2 separate regions of the Mus musculus genome follow, and region 2 is linked to region 1. The links are chromatin loops, found by intact Hi-C in ENCODE. Cell type or tissue: left cerebral cortex. All regions are shown on one strand. Links, peaks and the distances in the headings refer to the core of each region. The heading gives the core; the rest is flanking DNA.

Evidence for each region. A loop is a pair of places that touch in the nucleus more often than their neighbours do. Peaks named below come from ENCODE experiments on the same cell type or tissue, not always from the same donor. Only the 100,000 strongest peaks of a DNase experiment are listed, where the experiment ranks them.
Region 2: a loop joins it to region 1, with 4 times the contacts of the local background. A loop is called at or near these places in 12 of 42 quality-filtered maps.

The regions. Positions count from the first base shown.
Region 1 is chr6:67,836,210-67,844,557 of GRCm38, reverse strand. It overlaps Igk and Igkv9-129. Among named protein-coding and RNA genes, the nearest start is that of Gm24911, 36 kb to the right of the region's middle. In left cerebral cortex, for the core only: no CTCF peak of the experiment used is centred there; a DNase peak (open chromatin) is centred at 4,207.
Region 2 is chr6:68,049,763-68,058,110 of GRCm38, reverse strand. It overlaps Igk, Igkv9-120 and the pseudogene Igkv9-119. Among named protein-coding and RNA genes, the nearest start is that of Gm24911, 250 kb to the right of the region's middle. In left cerebral cortex, for the core only: no CTCF peak of the experiment used is centred there; no DNase peak of the experiment used is centred there.

The DNA of each region.
Region 1 (8,348 bases), core at 247-8,246:
TCAGAAAATTCCAAACCTCCACCTTTTCCCAAGAGTCCCCTTAATGTGTTTTTTGTTTCCTTTTTAACTTGGATGCTACTGAAAGTAAAAATTTTGGGGTATTTGTCTGTGGTTTTCAAGTATCTCTGATCCCCAGCTGTGGAGAATTTCAGAGCTGTCATCATTCTAAGGATTTTGCTTTAAGTAGCAAGTCACTTAGGTTTTCAGTCTTGGTCTTTCTCACATATTTCCTTCCTTATGTACTGTCAAACTGTGCCTTGGGAAAGAGATATAGGATGTTATTCTCCTGTCCTAAACACTCCTCACTCACCTTTTGTATTTGAACCCTTTCACTAATATTTGCCCAATGGCTTCTATTACCTAAAATTGACTACTGCCACTCTGATGCATACAGAGAATTGTTTCTCCAAACAATTACCTTAGATTTTGTCATATCACGGTTAAAGGCAATGCTAAACTACAATGTAATATAAAACAAGCATGTTTATGAAAAACAGATATAATAAACTTAAGTGGTCTTGAATTTTCATTGTCATATATCAGAAATCTCTAAAGGACTTCTTCCCAGAACTCACATTAATGTCTTTAAGGAAGCCAAGGCACAATACTGTACTTAAAGTGTGTAAAATTGAATAATATAACATCAGGAGCAAAAGAGACTAGAAAATATGTGGCTGTTTTCCATGTATTTATGGTCTGTTTTGGTTTAGATGTGGAAAAATAGAGGGTCACATAGATAGAGATTATATATCATCCACCTTTCCTTCTGTCTGTCTGTCTATTCGCTATGTGTGCACTGAAAGTCCTAAAATCTGAGAGTTGCTAGCTTTATAAATAGTTGAGTAAATGAAAGCAAGTCCCCAGGCTTATCAAATTTTTTCAGTTATACATGTCATAGCTATCATGATGGCTACAAAATCACACTTTCCTTAAAAATTAAAAATTTTCTGAGGAATGAAGAAGGCAAATATTCACTGAGATGGAAACATTGGAGGGAGAACAGGTTCACGCTTTGATCTTCTTTCTGTTATGGTTAAGGGTGACAATGACTGCATACAGTAAGAAAAGACAAAAATGTCTGCCTTATAGGTGAGAAGGTGGCAGCACTAAAACTTCTAACATAATAGAGCAATTTTCTTATTTTACTCTGGAAATCAGTCTGGCGGCTCCTCAGAAAAATGGACATAGTACTACCGGAGGATCCCGCAATACCTCTTCTGGGCCTATATCCAGAAGATGTCCCAACCGGTAAGAAGGACACATGCTCCACTATGTTCATAGCAGCCTTACTTATAATAGCCAGAAGCTGGAAAGAACCCAGATGTCCCTCAACATAGGAATGGATACAGAAAATGTTGTACATTTACACAACGGAGTACTACTCAGCTATTAAAAAGAATGAATTTATGAAATTCCTAGGGAAATGGATGGACCTGGAGGGCATCATCCTGACTGAGGTAACCCAATCACAAAGGAACTCTCACAATATGTATTCACTGATAAGTGGATATTAGCCCAAAACTTAGGATACCCAAGATATAAGATACAATTTGCTAAACGCATGAAATTCAAGAAGAAGGAAGACCAAAGTGTGGACACTTTGCCCCTTCTTAGAAATGGGAACAAAACACCCATGGAAGGAGTTACAGAGACAAAATTTGGAGCTGTGACGAAAGGATGGACCATCTAGTGATTGCCATATGCAGGGATCCATCCCATAATCAGCTTCCAAACGCTGACACCATTGCGTACACTAGCAAGATTTTGCTGAAAGGACCCAGATATAGCTGTCTCTTGTGAGACTATGCCGGGGCCTAGCAAACACAGAAGTGGATGATCACAGTCAGCTATTGGATGGGTCACAATGCCCCCAATAGAGGAGCTAGAGAAATTACCCAATGAGCTAAAAGGAACTGCAACCCTATAGGTGAAACAACAATATGAACTAACCAATTCTCCGGAGCTCTTGTGTCTAGCTGCGTATGTATCAAAAGATGGCCTAGTCGGCCATCACTGGAAAGAGAGGCCCATTGGACTTGCAAACTTTATATGCCCCAGTACAGGGGAACCCCAGGGCCAAAAAGGGGGAGTGGGTGGGTAGGGGTTGGGGGGGGTGGGTATGGCGGACTTTTGGGATAGCATTGAAAATGTAAACAAGAAAAATACCTAATAATAAAAAAAAGAACAAGAAAAAAAATCCAACGAAGTTTTTTTGTTTGGTTTTTTTTTTTTTTTTTGATTTTTGTTTTCAACTGGGTTGTTAGTAGAGACCTGGATATAGAAGAAAGGAATAAAGTAAATTGTGTTTTTGTGTCTCTTCTTCATGTTCCTCATCCACTCCTTCCCCTTCTGTACATTTTCCAGTTTGTTTTCCTCTTGGGAGGCATTGTGTTGTAGTTGAATGTATTTCCCAAGACAACAGGCACTTTAAGATTACACACTGTATCCATATTGTTCACCCGTTTGACAATTAAGGTAAAGAGTTATATAATTATCTCTATAGTGCCTTAAAATCGCTTATATGGGAGTCATTAACCCTACATCATAAATCTTTAAAGAAAAAGGCATAGCCACAAAAATATTTTACTGACATGTGCTGTCTCTAAACCTCAGTCAAATATAATACTCAGTGGGGAAATATTGGACATTTATACCTCAGATTATACAAAAGATCAAAATGTCTCTGGCTGTATCTAAAACAATAAAACAGACACAAATTTAGGAAGAAATGAGCAATGAAATGAAAGAAATAAAATGTTTGGTAATAATTTTAGTAGACAAATTGATAAATCACGGAAGCTCAACATAGACATTTGAAAGTAATGACAAAATATCTATACATACACTGAAGATAGAAGAATAGTACCTGTATATTAAAAGGCATACAAGTAAATAGGGAGCATATTTGTGTTCATACTCTGAACTTCTTTTTTAAAAAATGAATGTATGTATTTTTCTCATGTCCCTTATTACATTATATGCACTCCAGTACTATCAAAGGACAAGACACGTTGCTTAGTCCTATTGACAATTAAGGAAAAGAATTATGTACTTGTTTCTATGCTTCCTTAAAATCACTTATATGGGAATCATTAACTGTTCCCCATACATCTTTAAAGAAGAAAACATAATAACAAAAATATCTTATGTCATGTATTGTCTATAAGGCTCAAGCAAATACAATATTCAGTGGAGAAATATTGGGCATTTATGCCCCAGATTCTACAAAAGGCCAAAATGTCTATTGTTGCCATTTGTACCTAAAACAATAGCACAGATAAAACAAATAGAGTTAGAAATGAGCAATGAAATGAATGAAATAAAATGTGTGCAAATAATATTAGCATACAAGTTCATAAATAAAGAAAACAACATAGATAATTGAAAGTAATTACAAGAAAGTCTCTACATAGACTGAAGATAGAGGAAAAGCTCCTGTATATTAAAAGGCAAACAAATGAATAGACTATGTGTCTGTGTTGATACCTCAAAATACTTTTTTACAAAAATGAACATATGTATTGTTTGCATTCCCCTAAGAAAATTATGTACATGTAGCATCAAAGAACAGAGGATAGTACTGAGTCTACTGAAATTGAAATTAAGACAGCTGTTGGGTGGTTAAGAGCACTGACTCCTTGTCCAGAGGTCCTGAGATCAATTCCCAGTACCAACATGATGACTCAATACCATATGTAATGGTATCAGATTGCCTTATCTGGTATATGAGTGTGTGTGTGTGTGTGTGTGTGTGTGTGTGTGTGTGTGTGTGTGTGTGTGTGTGTGTGTTTCAGTTACCTTATGGGTGCTGAGAATCACACACCTGTCACTTTCAGGATAAACAAATGCTCTTAACCACTGGGTTTTCTCTTCAAACCCATAAAAGAGATTTAAACGTATATCATCTCCAGTTTGATAAAAAACTCAATGTAAAGCAAATCTTATTCCGGAAAGAGTTTTGAAAGTTGGCAAACTCAGTCTAGAATTCATAGAGACAGTCAAAGGACAGCATAACTAGGGAAACTGGAACCCTAGAAAGGTGGCATTATATCTCCTGACTTTATTATTCTCTTTTGTATGGAATTAGAGTGATCAAGACTGTAGTGCCCTCCTGCCTTCCAGAAGCATTGCATATGTGTATTTTGTGTCTTATGAGTCACCCCAAACTCTCAGAGAGACCTGTTACATCTGAGAAATTCAGAGTGGGTGATTCATGAGAAGGAGCAGCTGGAGCAGCCCAGCCTCTCATTTCTGATTTCATGGGGTTTATGTTGTGATTTGTATCACTGTGGGAGGAGAACTAGCATATTGTAGACAGTAATAGTCTGCAAAATCTTCAGACTCAAGGCTGCCGATAATGAGAGAATAATCTGACCCAGACCTACTGCCACTGAACCTTTTTGGGACACCAGAATCTAAATTGGATGTTTCATAGATCAGGTGTTTAATAGTTTCACCTGGTTTCTGCTGAAACAAGTTTAAATAACCATGAATGTCCTGACTTGCCCGGCAAGTGAGACTGACTCTTTCTCCCAGAGAGGCAGATAAGGAGGATGGAGACTGGGTCATCTGGATGTCACATCTGGCACCTAGGAGTGGAGACATAATGAATATCCACATAGATAAGCATGATAAAAGAGGGCATCCCCCAAATGCCAGTCAACACTAATCACAGTGTAACAGTGAAATTCCAATTTTAGTTCATTTTACCTGGAAACCAGAGCAACAAGAAGCCAAAAACCTGAGCAGGAGCCCTCATGTCCATGCTGAGTCCTGACTGCAATGACAATGGCACAGGATATGTTTGACTGGTATATGAAGAAGTCCCCAAGGCGATGTAGTGAGGATATGCAAATCATTAAGAAGCAGTTAGGATTGGTCACAGCTGCAAGGCTTACTGATCTGAGAACTTAGCACAAGACCAGTGTCCCCAGACACCTGAGGTCAAACCACTTGTATGTCTCCAGAGAATGAATTGCATATCAAAGATTTATAATTATAGATGGCATTTCTAATGTAGGTACTCTCTATTTTGAATAATATACTTCAAAGATATAATGCTGTAATATAGAATATCCTGCTGTCAGGGAATATACAGCAGAGAAGAAACTATTAAATATTAACTCACTTAAATAATTCTGTTTGGTTAAAAAAAAATAGTATGTGTTACCTATGAAGTGTTTACAGTAGACATCTCTTAAAATTAAAAAGACAATTTATAATAACCATATTCCCTGAATTAATACATAAGATTTCACAGTTTTAACTTTGCTAACTACAGGTCAAAGAGGAAAAATACACAGTGTGTGCCCTTATAACACCTTGATCTGAGCAACATATGTCACGAAGTGAAGTCTGGGAACCAAGATGTCTCCCGCAGATGCTCAGGCAAACTTTAGATGCCTCAGTATGGGGAAATGCCAGGGCCATGAAGTGGGAGTGGGTGGGTGGGGGAGTGTGAGGGGGACTTTTGGGATAGCATTGGAAATGTAAATGAAATAAATACCTAATTAAAAAAAAGAAAACACTGTCTTTGATTTCTCTAACCCTGTAATTTTCCTTAATACTCCAACATTTTTTGAATTGTTATCAGGTGGTGACATTGTGAAAAGAGATTTACTTTAAGGTGAGAGAGTTTCAGTTATTCATGTCTATGAAACTCTCATTGTCAACTGTGAGTGACTTTTGGGAGAAAAACTTGTATAATGAGTTTTAAGGAACACATTTTTCTTTTGTCTCACAGAATCTCAAATGTCTACTCACCAACACTCTACTGTATTGTTTCTGGGCTTGAGTTTACAGAGCCTGGTAGTACAGTGTACATGAAATAGAGTAGCTTTGTTAAAGAATGAAAGAATGAGAAAAACACTGAGTGACCATGAGAGACTAAAGGACAAGGGCTAGAAATAAAACAAACAAACAAAGCAACAAAAAAACAGAAAACAATTTTTTAAATGCCAGTCCTTCAGAAACACTATGCAGTTACTTTTTGCTCCTAACTATATCCAGTCTCTAATTTTCTTCTACTTTCTAGTGTTTCCTAATGGTATAATCTAATAAAGATTAAGTTTTCCATCTTGGCCTAGCACTTGGTGGAGGGTCCCAAGGTTCTCAGAGGACTCTCCATGCTGCAGCTGCCCTAGCATACCCAAGATCTTGAGATCACTGGTGAGTAGAATGCAACATCTGTTCCAAAAAAGCTGGAGGGTCTTGGGTCACCAGGAACAGGGACAAAGGAAACCCGCTGGATCACTATTTTGGGTTTGTACCAGTTGGTGCCATTCCCACTTGGGCACAAAATCTGCGGGCCCTAGAACACGCAGGATCTTGGGATCACTGCAGGAACAGGGACAAAGGAAATCTGCCTAACCAGTGGCCAGGATTCGATCTGGTGGTTCCAGCCCCGCACCATCTTGGGCATGAACTCAGCAGACCCTAGCACAACCAGGATCGTGGAATCACAGAGACCAGTTGACATAGGAGAGCACATGGGTGGCAGAAACAACAAACCTTCTTGGACAGGGTTCCATTGGGCCTTCATCCCCAGCCAGGAGGCAAAGCTGAAACCCAGAAACCTGGGCACCTTCCCCTCCAGAGGAGAGTCCGCCTCCAGGGAAGGCTCTGAACCCTGGACTCAAGAGGTAGATCTGAGCTCCAGACTTTTGTGCACATTTCCTGCAAGAGGAGAGATTGCCTGCAGAGAGTTTTCTGACCACTGGGACTCAGAGGAGAGTTGGACTCCCAGGAGTGTTGACAGAGGCTAAAAGAATCACAGGAGAAACAAGTCACAGCCAGAAACAGAGATTAGCAAATGGTGAAAGGTAATCATAAGAATCTTACTAAGAGAAACCAAGACCACTCCGCATCATCAGATCCCAGTGTGCCCACCACAGTGAGCCCCGGATACCCCAATGCACCTGAAATCCAAGACGCAGATTTAAAATCATATCTCATGATGCTGGCAGAAAATTTTGAGAAGGGCATTAATAACTCACTTAAAGAAATACAGGAGAACACTGATAAACTGGTAGAAGTCCTTAGTAATTGCAGGAAAACACTGCTAATCAGGTAGAAATCTTTAAAAGGAAACACAAAAATCCCTTAAAGAATTACAGGAAAACACAACCAAACAAGTGATGGAATTGAACAAAATCATCCAAGATCAAAAAAATGGAAGTAGAAACAATGAAGAAAACCCAAAGGAAAACAACTCTGGAGATAGAAATCTTAGGAACTAAATCAGGGAAGATAGATGTGAGCATCGGCAACACAATACAAGAGATGAAAGAGAGAATCTAAGGTGCAGAAGATTACATAGACAACATGGACACAGCAATCAAAGAAAATGCAAAATGCAAAAAGATCCTAACTCAAAAGATCCAGGACATCCAGGACACAATGGGAAGACCAAACCTACAGATAATAGGAGTGGATGAGAATGAAGATTTTAAACTTAAATAGCCAGTAAATATCTCCAACAAAATTATAGAAGAAAATTTCCATAACCTAAAGAAAGAGATGACCATGAACATACAAGAAGCCTACAGAACTCCAAATAGACTGTACCCAAAAAGAAATTCCTCTTGACACATAATAATCAAAACAACAAATGCACTAAATAAAGATATAATATTAAAAGCAGTAAGGGGAAAAGGCCAAGTAATATATAAAGACAGACCTACTAGAATTACACATGTCTTCTCACCAGAGACTATGAAAGCAAAAATCCTGTACAGATGTTATACAGACACTAAGAGAACATAAATGCCAGCCCAAGCTACTATACCCAGCCAAACTCTTAATTACCATAGATGGAGAATCCAAAATGTTCCATGACAAAACCAAATTCACACAATATCTTTCCACAAACCCAGCCCTTCAAAGGATAATAAAAGGAAAACTCCAACACAAGGAGGGAAAGTATGCCCTAGAAAAAACAAGAAAGTAATCCTTCCAGAAACCTGGAAGAATATATCCGCAAGATCAGAATCCCAACTCTAACAACAAAAATAAGAGGAAGCAACAATTACTTTTCCTTAATAACTCTTAATGTCAATGAAATCAATTCCCCAATAAAAAGAAATAGATTAACAAACTGGATACATAAACAGGACCCAACATTGTGCTGCATACAGGAAACCAAGCTCAGGGACATAAACAGAAACTACCTCAGGGTAAAAGGCTGGAAAGCATTTTTCAAAGGAAACAATGTGAACAAACAAGCTGGAGTCGCCATTCCAAGAACACATAAAATCGACTTCCAACACAAAGTTATCAAAAAAAAAAAAAAAACAATAAGTGGCACTGCATACTCATCAAAGATAAAATCTTCCAGATGAACTCTCACT
Region 2 (8,348 bases), core at 29-8,028, 210 kb before region 1:
AACTCCAATTTCAAAGTGAAATACTTGCTCACTAGACACAACTCTTTTACTTTTTCCATTTTATACCTGACCATAATACTTTTGTGGACTCTACTTTTGCCTCTCCCATTAATCTGCACAGGAGAGACGGATTCCCCTTTTAAACAGAATGTACCACCTCTTAAAAGTGACTGGTTTAACTTATTCATGTAACTACTCAGTCTATCTGTTCATTAGATTCCATTGTTCCCTAGAGCCAAGGCTGCCAATATGTCTCAGTCACTATGAAGCCACACTGCTCTCATGCTACAGTTTTACAAAATGAAGAACAGCAGTATGAACTAACCAGTAAGTACCCCCTGAGTTCCTGTCTCTAGCTGCATATGTAGCAGAAGATGGCCTAGTTGGCCATCATTGGGAGGAGAGGACCTTGGTCTTGCAATTATATGCCTGAATACAGGGGAATGCCAGGGCCAGGTAGAGGGAGTGGGTGGGTTGTGGAGCAGGGTAGAGGAAGGGTATAAGGGACTTTCGGGATAGCATTTGAATTGTAAATGAAAAAAAGTCTAATAAAAAATTGTTTAAATTTAAAAAAAATGGGGGGTGAGGGCAGAAGATAGTACTTGAAACTGAAATTAAGACAGCTATGGGGTGGTTAAGAGCACCGACTCCTTGTCCAGAGGTCCTGACTTCAATTCCCAGTAACCACATGATGACTCAAAATCGTAATGGTATCAGATTCCCTCTTCTGGTGTATGAATGTGTGTGTCTGTGTGTCTGTATGAACACAGAGAATACATATAATGACAAAAAGAATTAGCTGTCAGTTACCTTATGGGTGCTGAGAATCAAATGCATGTCACTTTCAGGATAAATAAATGCTCTTAACCACTGGGTTTTCCCTCCAACCCATAAATGAGATTTAAATGGATATCATATCTAGTTTGTTAATAAACTCAATGTAATGCAAATATTATTCGTGAGGTTTACAAGTTGTTAAACTCAGTCAAGAATTTATGTAGAGAGTCAAAGGACAGCCTAACTAGAAAAACTGAAATCCTAGAAAGGTGGCATTATATCTCCTGACTTCATTATTCTCTGTTGTATAAAATTAGAGTGATTAGGACTGTGGTACACTCCTGCCTTCCAGAGGCAATGCACATGTGTATTTTTTGTCATATCAGTCACCCCAAACTCTCAGAGAGACCTGTTACATCTGAGAAATACTTAGAGTAGATGATTCATGAGAAGTAGCAGCTAGAGCAGCCCAGCCTCTCATTTCTGCTTTCATGGGGTTTATGTTGTGATTTGAATCACTGTGGGAGGAGAACTAGCATATTGTAGACAGTAATAAATTGCCACATCTTCAGACTCTAGGCTGTTGATGGTGATTGAATAATCTGACCCAGACCCACTGCCACTGAACCTTGATGGGACACCAGAATCTAATTTGAATGTGGAGTAGATCAGGAGTTTAATAGTTCCAACTGGTTTCTGATGATACCAGCTTAAATAAACTCTAATGCTCTGACTAGCCCGTCAAGTGAGACTGACTCTGTCTCCCAGAGAGGCAAACATGGTCGATGGAGACTGAGTCATCCGGATGTCACATCTGGCACCTAGGAGTGGAGACATAATGAATATGTACATAGGTAAGCATGATAAAATAAGACAGTCCCCAAATGCCTGTCAACACTAATCACAGTGAAATTCCAATTTTAGTTCATTTTACCTAGAAACCAGAGCAACAAGATCCCAAGAAACTGAGCAGAGGTCCACATGTCCATGCTGAGTCCTGACTACAGTGACAATGGAACAGTATATGTGTGACTGGTATATGAAGAAGTTCCCAAGGCTATGCATTGAGAACATGCAAATCATTGGGAACCAATTATTGCTGGATACAGCTGCAGGACTTACTCATCTCAGCAGTTAGCCCAAGCCCAGTGTCCCCAGAAGCCTGAGGTCAATCCACTTGTATGTCTCCAGAGAATAAATTTCTTTTCAAAGATTTAAAATTATATATGGCATTTCTAATGTATGTAGTCCTATTGTGAATAATATATTTCAAAGATATAATGGGGTAATAGAGAAGATTATCCTGCTGTCAGGGAATATACAACAGAGAAGAAACTACTACAAGAAACTCACTCAAATAATTCTGATTGGTTAAAAAATATAGTATGTGTTCACCTGTGAAGTGTTTCGAGTAGAAATTTCTTGAAATTAAAATGCCAATTTATCATAACCATTTTCACTGAATTAAAACATGATTTTGCAGCATTAACTTTGCTGACTACAGTTCAAGGAGAGGAAACCCACAGCACAAGCACCTATAACACCTTGATCTGAGCAACCTGTGTCACTTGAAGTTCTGCCTCCATGTGAAGATGGAGGTGCTTTCATACTTAGAGACTAAATGCACCTTTTCCTCAGCTTTAGATCCTCCATATGTTGGTTTTCTATCATTTGCTACCTTTATCTCATAATTACTCAACTAGTGTGGATATACTTGAATTCTGTCACAGAAAACACTGCTACCTGATACATGGCTCTGCTGTGTCCTACAAATGATACTTTAACCTTTCATTCTTGAGCAGTAACTAGAGAAATTATCTTTATTCAAGCAGCAACATCACTGTTTGCTCAAAAAACCTAAGGATTTCCTGAACTCTGAGAATCCTTAGGGACATCCTTTACAAACATACCTATGAAAGGACACAGACTATTGCAGCATGGGCCTGAACCCACTGATTTTCCAGGGGCCTGGACTTGAGTGATGGTGAGAACAAATGTGTAGTCATAGGTAGCTTCTTCAATATACAGAGCACCATCCCCACCAGGAGTACCACGCAGCAGCTATTGGATGAGTTAATAGTAATGCTGCATTCTCTGCCTCTTCCCTAAATTCTCTCTTTGCTGACAACTAGTGTATCTGCGTCTCTTGGATTTTTGAGGCTTGGAAGACATTTCTGAGTTCTCACCTGATAGCCTCAGGATCTGAGGAAGATTCTCTTAGGACACTTTTAGTAGATATGAATATGAGGATATACATTTCCTTTAAATCAAAACAAGTAAATCATTAATATGCAGGTCATCTTGCATCTGAATTCTTACCACACCTACTTTAATGATATGTGCAAATATGAAGGAATTTCCAGAAACACTCAGCTTTCATTTATCCATAGGTCTTAAATTGCATTAACTACTAAATGATTTTGGTTTTGCATTATACCTTCCTATGAAAGTATATATTGATGGTATAAGAGTGAGAATTCTGCCCTTTTTTGTATTTATTGGTTATTTTATATATTTACATTTCAAATATTATCCTCCCTTGTCAGTTTTCTATCCACGAGCCCCCTATCCCCTCTTCTCTCACCCTGCAACCCACCCACTCCTGCCTAAGCAGCCTAGCTTTCCCCTATCCTGTGCAATCAAGTCTCCACTGGACAAAGCATCTACCCTCCCAGTGATGACAGGTAAGGCAATACTCTGCTACTTATCCACTTGAAGCCATAGGTACCCACTGTGTACTCTTTGGTTGGTGGTTTAGTCCCTGGGAGCTTTGATGGGTCTCGATGGAGCAATTGAGGCTAAGCAGTTCATTGTACTAAGGCTATTGCTCTTTGCTCTCATCCTCAGATGATATTTTTTTTGTCTGTCCCACAGCAAATGGTGCCCTGATTTCTATGTCATCCACAACCTGTTCCTGCTGCTGATACTACTACTCAGCATCCCCTCATTTGGCCTTCCTACTGTCCAGGAATATATCTTTGGGGGTTGCTTCTGACTTCTTGATTTGTTTTGTTTCCTGTTTCCAGTTCTACAGTCTAGTCTAGTCTCTGACATACAGAGTGATAGACTAGGCTTCTCAAGAGCCAAGCAAGAATTACCAAAACATTAAATGTCATCAATGGTGGTCAAGATCTTAAGTGCTGTGAGCTTTTTGTGTGGGTAGGAATAACAGAGTGGTCCGGTTTAGCTTGTGGTACTCCCACCACTGAGTCCCACCAAGAGCGCTCTTGCTTGAGTCACAGGTTTTTTCCTGATTTCTACTCTGTATTCTTTCAACTTCCTCTTGCTAATCTGCTTTCTTAGTTTTTAAGGTTGCTTTTATTTAATTTTATGGATGAGTGGTTTTACTTGTATTTATGGATGACAATGTACATGCCTGTGCCCAGGAAAGTCAAAAGGAGTCAGCAGGTTCCATAGAATTGAAGTTGTAAATGTTTGTAAACCACCAGGTACATGCTAAGAACTGAACCCAAGTCTTCTGAAAGACCAGTCAGTGCTCCTGTCTGTGTTCATCTCACTACCCTTCCTACCACCTTTTTCAAGATTTCCAATATTCTTTCTCTCTGGTTCTTTTGAATTTAACTGTCCTGGTTTATACATGGTGTCACAATTCAGAAAATTCCAAACCTCCACCTTTCCCCAAAAGTCCCCTTAATGTGTTTTTTGCTTCCTTTTTTACTTGGATGAAACTGAAAGTAATAATTTTTGGGTATTTGTCTGTGGTTTTCAAGTAGCTCTGATCCCCAGCTGTGAAGAATTTCAGAGCTGTCATCATTCTAAGGATTTTGCTTTAAGTAGCAAGTCACTTAGGTTTTCAGTCATGGTCTTTCTCACACATTTCCTTCCTTATGTACTGTCAAACTGTGCCTTGGGAAAGAGATATAGGATGTTATTCTCCTGTCTTAAACACTCCTCACTCACCTTTTGTATTTGAACCCTTTCACTAATATTTGCCCAATGGCTTCTATTACCTAAAATTGACTACTGCCACCCTAATGCATACAGAGAATTGTTTCTCCAAAAAATTACCTTAGATTTTGTCATATCAAGGTTAAAGGCAATGATAAACTACAATGTAATATAAAACAAGCCTGTTTATGAAGAACAGATATAATAAATTTAAGTGGTCTTGAATTTTTATTGTCGTATGTCAGAAATCTCTAAAGGACTTCTTCCCAGAACTTACATTAATGTCTTTAAGGAAGCCAAGGCACAACACTGTACTTGAAGTATGTAAAATTGAATAATATAACATCAGGAGCAAAAGAGACTAGAAAATATGTGGCTGTTTTCCATGTATTTATGGTCTGTTTTGGTTTAGTTGTGGATAAATAGAGGGTCACATAGAGATTATATATCATCCACCTTTCCTTCTGTCCGTCTGTCTATTCACCATGTGTGCACTGAAAGTCCTAAAATCTGAGAGTTGCTAGCTTTATAAATAGTTGAGTAAATGAAAGTAAGTCTCCAGGCTTATCAATTTTTTTTCAGTTATACATGTCATAGCTATTGTGATGGCTACAAAATCACACTTTCTTTAAAAATTAAAAATTTTCTGAGGAATGAAGAAGGCAAATATTCACTGAGATGGAAACATTGGAGGGAGAACAAGTTCACGCTTTGATCTTCTTTCTGTTATGGTTAAGGGTGACAACGACTACATACAGTAAGCAAAGACAAAAAAATGTCTCCCCTTATAGGTGAGAAGGTGGCAGCACTAAAACTTCTAAAATAATAGAGCAATTTTCTTATTTTGTTAAAAAAAATTCCAACAAAGTTTTTTTTTTTTTTTTGGGGGGGGGCTGGTTTGTAAGTAGAGACAGGGATATAGAAGAAATGAATAAAGTAAATTGTGTTTTTGTGTCTCTTCCTCATGTTCCTCATCCACTTCTTCCCCTTCTGTACATTCACCAGTTTGTTTTCCTCCTGGGAGGCATTGTGTTGTAGTTGAATGTATTTCCCAAGACAACAGGCACTTTAAGATTACACACTGTATCCATATCGTTCACCCATTTGACAATTAAGGTAAAGAATTATGTAATTATCTCTATAGTGCCTTAAAATCGCTTATATGGGAGTCATTAACTCTACATCATAAATCTTTAAAGAAGAACACATAGCCACAAAAATATCTTACTGACATGTGCTGTCTATAAACTTCTGTCAAATATAATACTCAGTGGGGAATAATACCTCAGATTATACAAAAGATCAAAATGTCTCTGGCTGTATCTAAAACAATAAAACAGACACAAATTTAGGAAGAAATGAGCAATGAAGTGAAGGAAATAAAATGTTTGGTAATAATATTAGCAGACAAATTGATAAATCACAGAAGCTCAACATAGACATTTGAAAGTAATGACCAAATATCTATACATACACTGAGGATAGAAGAATAGTACCTGTATATTAAAAGGCATACAAGTAAATAGGGAGCATATCTGTGTTCATACTCTGAAATTCTTTTTTAAAAATGAATGTATGTATTTTTCTCATGTCCCTAAGAACATTACATGCACATCCAGTACCATCAAAGGACAGAACATGTTGCTTGGTCCTATTGACAGTTAAGGAAAAGGATTATGTTCTTGTCTCTATGCTACCTTAAAATCACTTATATGGGAATGGTTAATTGTTCTTCATACATTTTTAAAGTAGAAAACATAATAACAAAAATATCTTACTGTCATGTATTGTCTATAAGGCTCAAGCAAATACAATACTCAATGGAGAAATATTGGGCATTTATGCCCCAGATTCTACAAAAGGTTAAAATGTCTATTGTTGCCATTTGTACCAAAAACGATAGCACGAATAAAACAAGTGGAGTAAGAAATGAGCAATGAAATGAATAAAATAAAATGTTTTCAAATAATATTAGTATACAAGTTCATAAATAAAGGAAACAACATAGATATTTGAAAGTAATTACAAGAAAATCTTTACATAGACTGAGGATAGAGGAAAATTCCTGTACATTACAAGGCAAACAAGTGAATAGAGTGTGTGTCTGTGTTGATACCACAAACTACTTTTTACAAAAATGAACGTATGTATTGTTTGCATTTCCCTAAGAAAATTATGTAAATGTAGCATCAAAGAACAAAAGATAGTGCTGAGTCCACTGAAATTGAAATTAAGACAGTTGTTGGGTGGTTAAGAGCACTGACTCCTTGTCCAGAGGTCCTGAGTTTAATTGCCAGTACCAACATGATGACTCAATACCATATGTAATGTTATCAGATTGCCTTATCTGGTATATGAGTCTGTCTGTGTGTGTGTGTGTGTGTGTGTGTGTGTGTGTGTGTGTGTGTGTCTGTGTGTGTACACAGAGAATACATATAATGATAAAAAGAGATAGCTGTCAGTTACCTTATGGGTACTGAGAATCACACACATGTCACTTTCAGGATAAGCAAATGCTCTTAACCACTGGGTTTTTTCTCCAATCCCATAAAAGAGATTTAAACATATATCATCTCCAGTTTGATAAAAAAAAAAAAGAAAAAAAAACTCAGTGTAATGAAAATGGTATTCGAGAAAGAGTTTTGAAAGTTGGCAAACTCAGTCTAGAATTTATGGAGACAGTCAAAGGACAGCATAACTAGGGAACCCTAGAAAGGTGGCATTATATCTTCTAACTTTATTATTCTCTTTTGTATGGAATTAGAGTAATCAGAATTGTAGTGCTCTCCTGCCTTCCAGAAGCATTGCATATGTGTATTTTGTGTCTTAGGAGTCACCCCAAACTCTCAGAGAGACCTGTTCCATCTGAGAAATTCAGAGTGGGTGATTCATGAGAAGGAGCAGCTAGAGCAGCCCAGCCTCTCATTTCTGCTTTCATGGGGTTTATGTTATGATTTGTATCACTGTGGGAGGAGAACTAGCATATTGTAGACAGTAATAGTCTACAAAATCTTCAGACTCAAGGCTGCTGATGGTGAGAGAATAATCTGACCCAGACCTACTGCCACTGAACCTTTTGGGGACACCAGAATCTAAACTGGATGTGGCGTAGATCAGGCGTTTAATAGTTCCATCTGGTTCCTGCTGAAGCCAGTTTAAGCTACTACCAATGTCCTGACTTGCCCGACAAGTGAGACTGACTCTTTCTCCCAGAGAGGCAGATAAGGAGGATGGAGACTGGGTCATCTGGATGTCACATCTGGTACCTAGGAGTGGAGACATAATGAATATCCACATAGATAAGCATGATAAAAGAGGACATCCCCCAAATGCCAGTCAACACTAACCACAGTGGAACAGTGAAATTCCAATTTTAGTTCATTTTACCTGGAAACAAGAGCAACAAGAAGCCAAAAATCTGTGCAGGAGCCCTCATGTCCATGCTGAGTCCTGACTGCAATGACAATGGCACAGGATATGTTTGACTGTTATATAAAGAAGTCCCCAAGGCGATGCAGTGAGGGTATGCAAATTATTAAGAAGCAGTTAGGATTGGTCACAGCTGCAAGGCTTACTGATCTGAGAACTTAGCACAAGATACCTGAGGTCAAACCACTTGTATGTCTCCAGAGGATGAATTTCATATCAAAGATTATAATTAT